Regions from separate parts of the Homo sapiens genome. Here region 2 is linked to region 1. A link is a contact called in ENCODE Hi-C data. All regions are on one chromosome and are shown on one strand. The core of a region is the stretch at or near the end of the contact, and the rest is flanking DNA. Distances in the headings are between cores, read along the strand shown. Region 1 holds the start of LINC00938 (long intergenic non-protein coding RNA 938). Region 2 holds the start of SENP1 (SUMO specific peptidase 1).

Region 1 (3,150 bases), core at 275-2,774:
CCACAGGAAAATTGAAACATAAGTAATCTGATAAACATCAAGTTTTACGTTGATGCTTTTGACCACAGGGTATATACAGTGTTAAGAATTTAAATTCTATCCATCAGATATACTTTAGGACTCCATTTTGAAGATAGCCTCTTCTACAGAAAAGAAATTTTTAAAAGTCAATTCTCCAGTTTCTCATCACATCTTAATTTTTTTAAAAAGGCTTTTAAACACTAGTATCACTCCAAGTCTTTAGCCTTTGATACTTGCTCTGAAAACACACTATCGTATGTTTGTGTATGTACACACACACACACAACAGTGACTTAAAAGTGGCAACCGCCTCTTGAAAAGTAAAAATATGTCATCCCTCCATTCTGCCCTTAAATGAGAAATAAAGACAATAGATTTGCCCACTGCAGACTGGGATACCAGAAAAGACGTTCTAAGTCTCGCCTGAGACAATATTAACCTGCTATCTTAAGTCCCAACTTGGATGACTTAAATTTCAGTGTACGTGCCTCCGTTCCCACTCTTGCCCCATCAGCTCCATCAGCATCGTCATCCCCGGCTCGGATCCCGGCCGCGACCCGCCAGGGCCGCCGGAGTCCGCGAATACCGCCCGCTCCCAGCAACGAAGCTCCCCGGCTCCCGGCCGACCGCGAGTTCCTGGAGCAGCAGCCTCCAAGGTTCCCAAAGCCCACGATTCAGGCGAGCGGTGCCGACCGGGCCGTGGACTGTGGCATTTTAAAACTACAGAAGTCTCACTGCACGACTGGCGCGGCCGAGGTGGCCCAGGAGACCCTCCAAGAGATTCTGGTCAGCTGCCGGGAGCGTGGAAGAGCAACCAAAGCCACCAAGGCGCCGCGCCAAGTCCCCGGAGCAGTCACCTCAGCTTTCCGTTCTCCCTCTAGTTACAATTACTCCACAGGCTTCTGGCGCTTCCTTCGAGAAAATGAAAAACTAAAAACGCGTAGAGGTGGTAGAAGTCGTTGGCATTTTCCGTTTAATGTGATCCCCCAGGCTCCATCCCTTAAGTGGGGTTTCCAAACTCGGATGCATCCTCAGCAGAGGTTTTCCATGTTGACAGATCTCTCGCCTCCCACAAAATGGGGCCGGGGAGGCGGCCGCGGTCTCCTCTATGGGCGCCGCCATTTTGTGAGGCGGCGGCGGCGCGGCGGCAGGAGCCCGGGGTGTGTATAATGGTTGAATAGAATGACCCCCTCCAGGGAATCCCCGGCACTGACGGTTACGTAAGGGGCTGTGCGCAAGTGCGGCGTTTAGGGAATCCGCACAGCCCGGGCCACGCAGCTCCGAGGCCCACATCTCCACTTCCCCTAAGAGGACCGATGGGGGAAGGGACAGCTGACCGGGTCTTCCTCGCAGCAGCCTCACCCCTAGTCTTCCGCGGCCGGCGAGCTTCTCCACCTCCCCGGGCCGGGTCTCCGCCCCTCACAGGCTTCCGAGACACTCACTGGCCCTGGGTTGTCAGGATCTTCCTAGCCACAACCTTATTCCGACCCCACTTAAGAGACAAACTTTAGTTGGGAAATAAGTCCGTTTCCTAGAGTGAGCACCGGAAGCAAGCTGCACTATATTACATAATTTTTCACCTCCAAAGCAATGTTCCCATTGGAACGACTACCTGAAATAACCCATCCAGACCCCTACTACCCTGTGACCTTGGGTTAGGCAGTGACTTTGCCCGTGGTGGCCGTCACTAAAATGGGAATAATAATACGTTTCACGTACTGTAATCTTAATTAACATTTGTAGCAAAGAGCCGGCTCCAACACCCCTCGTAAATGCAAATTTAGGTGGTAGTATTTGTTGAGATGTTTTGACTCATTTAAGCAAAGGGTTTTTTTAACCTTCAAAATATTTTAAACGAGGATTACATTTAAGACATTTGAAAGCAAGGAAAAACGTTTTATTCGGTATTTATTTTAAACGCAGCAATCTTGAAGAGACCTTACTATAAAAATGTAAACCTTAATTATTATTGTCGAAGTTCGATAGATTGCTTCCCAACCAGTTTAGTTAGTTTGCATAACTTTGCTCATAGAATACTCCAGTTTGATATGTGAAGCCAACCAGCGGCAAGATGAATTAAGAGCATTACTCTATTTCCACAGAACTAGGACAGACAGTTCACATTGTATTTAACGTATAGTTTGCTAAAGTTAGCGTGTGGATAATTCATAGAAAATGTGCTAACCAGGCCCCAAAATACTAGCATACGGCTCATAAAAGCCGATTCCTTTAGATTTTACAAAAACAGAAGGTAACAAATTGACTTTATTCCGATCTGTGAATGTTGCGTAGCGTGAGGGGCTACCCCGGTGAGCTTCCTTTCCCTTCAGAGCGCCACACCGGTTCTGTCGGGCGGGCGGGGACTCCGAGGCGGCCCTTCCAACAGCCGGGCCGGGGACGCGAACATCGCCTCCACCCCTAACCCTGGAACAACCGGTAGTGGCCGTTTCCCCGCACCGCCCCCCTTTCCGCCGGCTTTGTGTGCGTGTGAAATGTGCGGCACATTGCAGACGAACCCTAAGCCCGGCGAGTCGAGTCTATTGTTCCCCGCGAGGATCTGCCGGGGCGGTGTGGAGCCAGGCGCAGTGCCGCGGCCAGCCCTCGGGGGTCGCTGTGTGGCACTGGCTGCCAGGCCGTGGCGGCGGCAGAGAGGGAGGCTGGCGGGGAGGGAAGCAGGCGGGCGGCGCGCAGCGGCTCAGCTGCCGCCGGTGCTTCTGCCCGGGGACGCCCCGGCCTCAGCGGCCGAGGCCGCGCGTGAATGTGTGCGAGGGCCCCGCGGAGCCGGGGCCGAAATACACGCTGTCACCGCGCTTTCCACAAACCACCACACAGACCTCCCCCTCCCCACCCCCAGCCCCGCCTGCCCTAGCCCCGCCGCCGCCGCCGCCGAAACTCTTGGGCCTCTGGCCGCCCAGACCCCTCACCATCGGCTCGCCTTGCCCGTCGCCCGCTCGCGCGCCCCCGGCAGCAGCACCATGTTGAATCGCGTCCCCGGGCTGAGCTGCCTCAGCCGGCGGCGCTGAGAGGCGGGCGAGAGCCGGGCCACGGGGAGGGAGGGAAGGAAGGGGTGGGGGCCGCGCTCGCCCCGCGGCTTCGCGCGGATCCGGCAGTCGCCTGCCCTTCTAGTTT
Region 2 (3,330 bases), core at 387-2,886, 2.4 Mb after region 1:
TCATGTGTTTGAGGTTCTTTCCTTCTATTTTTACATGTAATCTCTCCCAATCACTCTAACACCTTAAATACCTTAACACTCTAACGCCGTAAACCCTAAGTGTTCAAATTCTTTCATACACATTCATTTACTGTGCACCGACTACGTGCATTAAGAAAGGGTCCCTGCCACTGAGCAGCTCACTGTCCAGTAGGGAAAGCCAGATCCATAAACAGGTACCGCAAGACAGTAGAGCTGGTACAACTGATAGAAGATGTAGAAGTTGGGAAGAAAAGGACAAGAGTTCCAAAGCCGCAATGCAAGTCAACAACTGCATTCCCTTAGCCAGAAGTAGCAGAACCTGTTTTTGTACCCATCCACTCCCTCTAGACAACTCATTAGATGAGTGACATGAAGACCATCTTTGCAGTTGGGATAATTAATTGAAGTCAGTTAAAAATGAATAAGCCTTCCTAAAAGGGACTAGAGAGGAAAAATAAAGGGTGGTAGAGTGTAAACTGGAAGTAGGTTAAGGGATCATGCTTATAGAGATGCTTAAAGTTGCGCTTTAACTGTAATTTCAAAGTCAGGGTAATCTGTATTTCAACATGAGTCCTTAACACAAATTATTTTTATGAAGAATAAAGATTTAGGAGATGATGAGATCTAATACATCCAGAATAACCAATTATAACAAAGACCCTCAGTCAAATAGTTGGTAGTAGATAAAAGGCTTTATATGAATATTACAAGAATCACCACCACTCCAAATATAATAAGTGTACCAAATATGAAGTAAAATGACTTTAACAAGGCTGACTTGAAAGTGATAAAGAAGCAAGTTACTGCTAACAAGATAGTGGAAATACTGCACAGGCACCGATAAACAGAAATCACCAAGCTCAAGGAAAGAGAAACGAGGCATAGATCCAGAGATCACGTTAGGGTACACCAAGAAAGAGACGGTTCAAGGGAATTACCAGGAGGCGATGAGCCAGGTAAGCAAATTGTGGCAGTTAAGGGGATTTTCATAACCTGAGCAGGAGGGTCCAGACGTTTCTTTCTGATGGTGGCACTAGCGATATCACATCTCAGGGAGATACCACAGAGTAGGAGAGTTGGAGAAATGTTTACGTGAGACGCAGAAGTAGTCAAGAAATATCACTCGGGTCTCAAGGAAGGCGGGAGATGAAGCCGGTACCACAGAAAGCCGAGCTTCCCGGTGAAAACAGCTCTCCCCAGAGAAGACCCAGCTCTGGCGGGAAAGCCCCGGAATCGCAACCGGCCTTTCCCCAAGTACGGCTGGGCGCTGGGATGGGGCCTGCTGTAACGGCAGGGAGACGGTCTCTCCGCGGCCCAGGAGAGAGAGACCAGAAGGAACGGCCTCAGGTAGCCTAACGGCCACCGGCGGCCACAGCGCGGCCACCGGACAGCAGGGGGGAGGGGAGGTGGTCCCAGGGGGCGGGGCAGAGGAAAAGGCGCCGGCCCCACAGTGCTCCCCGCTTCCGCCCAGTCCAGCCCGGGCCGGCTGACCGGGTCCGACACAGTCTCCTGGACCAGGCTCCCTCCATCCTCACCCCTCCCCCAGCTTCCCGCCGCCACTCACCGAACCGGAACCGGCTGCCATGCGAAGGGGTTTCCGGCCGGGCGCGGAACGCAAAACCCGGGAACCGCCGCGAACCGGAACCGCCTTCACAGCACCGGAAGAGTCGCTAGGTGGCTGAAGAGGAGGGGGCTGGGGCAGGAGGTCAAAGAACAGAGTTAAGGACCAGTGGGGCGCCTGCGCGGTGTGGCGAGGCCCGAGAAGCGAAGGGAGCATTTAAGACTAGTCGTAATTTCTCAGTACCCTTTTCAGTCTGGGCTTTTTCGCTTTCTCGTACTCGGAATACTGTTAGTGAGCCCTTCGTCCTATGCTTTTCTCTGTTCCCTCTGCTCCCTTACCCGCCGCCTTCTGGTTCCGCCCGGCGAGTTTTGCTTGCTTGCGTTCCAGTTTCCATGGCAGCTTTTCGCGGTGGCCCTAAATCTGCGGAAACCTGTGGCTTCCCCCGACAGATAGGGACCTGAGATCTAAATCGATCTCAGGCTATCTCGTGTTTTATTGAGAATCACAGAACGTTAGTGCTTGTAGAGGTTATTGGAGATACTTTAGTCTTACCAGGTTCAGAGAAGTGAAGTGATTTCCCAAAGGTTTTAAGTGCACGGCCCATCTAGGACTAGGAAACAAGTTTCTTAACTTGCAATCCTGTACTCTGCACCACCTCATACTTGATTGACCATTCAGCAAGCAAACAAACAAACAAACAAGCAACTTGAGGACGGATTAGGCTAGACTCTGGCAAGATGTAGAACCTTCCAGAACTCTGGAGGAATTTGAAACAGGCAGAGCTGTGAGGAAAGCTTTTGGGAGCCCACTAGAGATCTGCTTTTCTGGGTAGAGATAGAGAAGGACCCAGGAATCACCTGTGACCTTTGAAGGGCTTTGTTGTTCCTGGGACACATTGATTAACCTGGAATCTGCCATACTTTCTAAGAGAACATAATGGGAAGAAATATGTTTGTTCATTCAGGCTTTTTGTCAAGCACCTCAGCTTGGCAGGCCTCTGGACCCAGGCCCTGTAGAAGTCTTAGAGAAATGCCCCCTTAATAGGTCCTTTACACCCAGATCACAGCCACAGGCACAGTCTGAGCTCAGACTTAAAGAAGGGCAGTTTCTGGAGGCCCCCAGCCTTTCTGATACTCTCAGCAGCTTGCTGAGTTCAGGGTTTCCTCCCCTGTCAAATACATCAAAGTAGATTATTTGTATTGCCTCATGTGCTGATACTTTTATATTATATTGTCAAGTCCTAAGGCCAAGTAGTCATGAGTGTAGCTGGTCCATGTCAGTCACTGACATCTTATTTCACAGCTCTGTTCGTTTGGATTAAACTCTGTCTCTATTTCTAGGAGGCAGCCATGCATAAAGACGAGTTTCATCTGAAATTTTTCATGTGTGTGATTCAGTCTCGCCAGTTAGTCAGGACTCCTCAGAGAACAGGTACCCTTGTCTCCTGATCATACTCCAGTGACAGAGAATGGGTTCTCTCACAAGAAGTCTAAATACAGGATGTGAGGCTTTCTAGTGTAAATACGGATTTTAGGGGTCAACTGACCTTGTTTATCACATTCTCACTTTGATAAAATATTGATCACTGAGTCGTGTATTTTCCAGGTAAGATTTTGACCTGGTTTGTTGTGATAGATGCCAGGCAGATAAGGAGGACTTGAGAGTTGAGGGGGGAACAAAATTTATCCCATGAGCTTGTCATTATTGTGTTGTTATGTGAATTACTTCGACCAGTCTGGGCTCATCTG

The links. A loop is a pair of places that touch in the nucleus more often than their neighbours do. Pooled maps may share reads with other maps.
Region 2: a loop to region 1 is called in a map of CD4-positive, alpha-beta memory T cell, with 14 times the contacts of the local background. The contact joins the promoter of SENP1 here to the promoter of LINC00938 in region 1. A Hi-C loop is called at or near these places in 2 of 168 maps with a recorded cell type or tissue (CD4-positive, alpha-beta memory T cell and naive thymus-derived CD4-positive, alpha-beta T cell), 2 of 37 single-sample maps with no recorded cell type and 10 of 50 pooled maps.

Annotation. Positions count from the first base shown.
Region 1 is chr12:45,726,397-45,729,546 of GRCh38, forward strand. LINC00938 (long intergenic non-protein coding RNA 938) reads right to left here and starts at 1,525. Exons shown (of 1, transcript NR_028408.1): 1 at 1-1,525. RefSeq lists enhancers at 153-1,115, 821-1,540, 1,116-2,078 and a silencer at 2,591-3,010.
Region 2 is chr12:48,104,443-48,107,772 of GRCh38, forward strand. It overlaps SENP1 (SUMO specific peptidase 1), which reads right to left and starts at 1,637. Exons shown (of 18, transcript NM_001267594.2): 1 at 1,586-1,637. It also overlaps a transcript of PFKM not described here. RefSeq lists enhancers at 634-1,509, 1,015-1,224, 1,510-2,383 and a silencer at 1,365-1,504.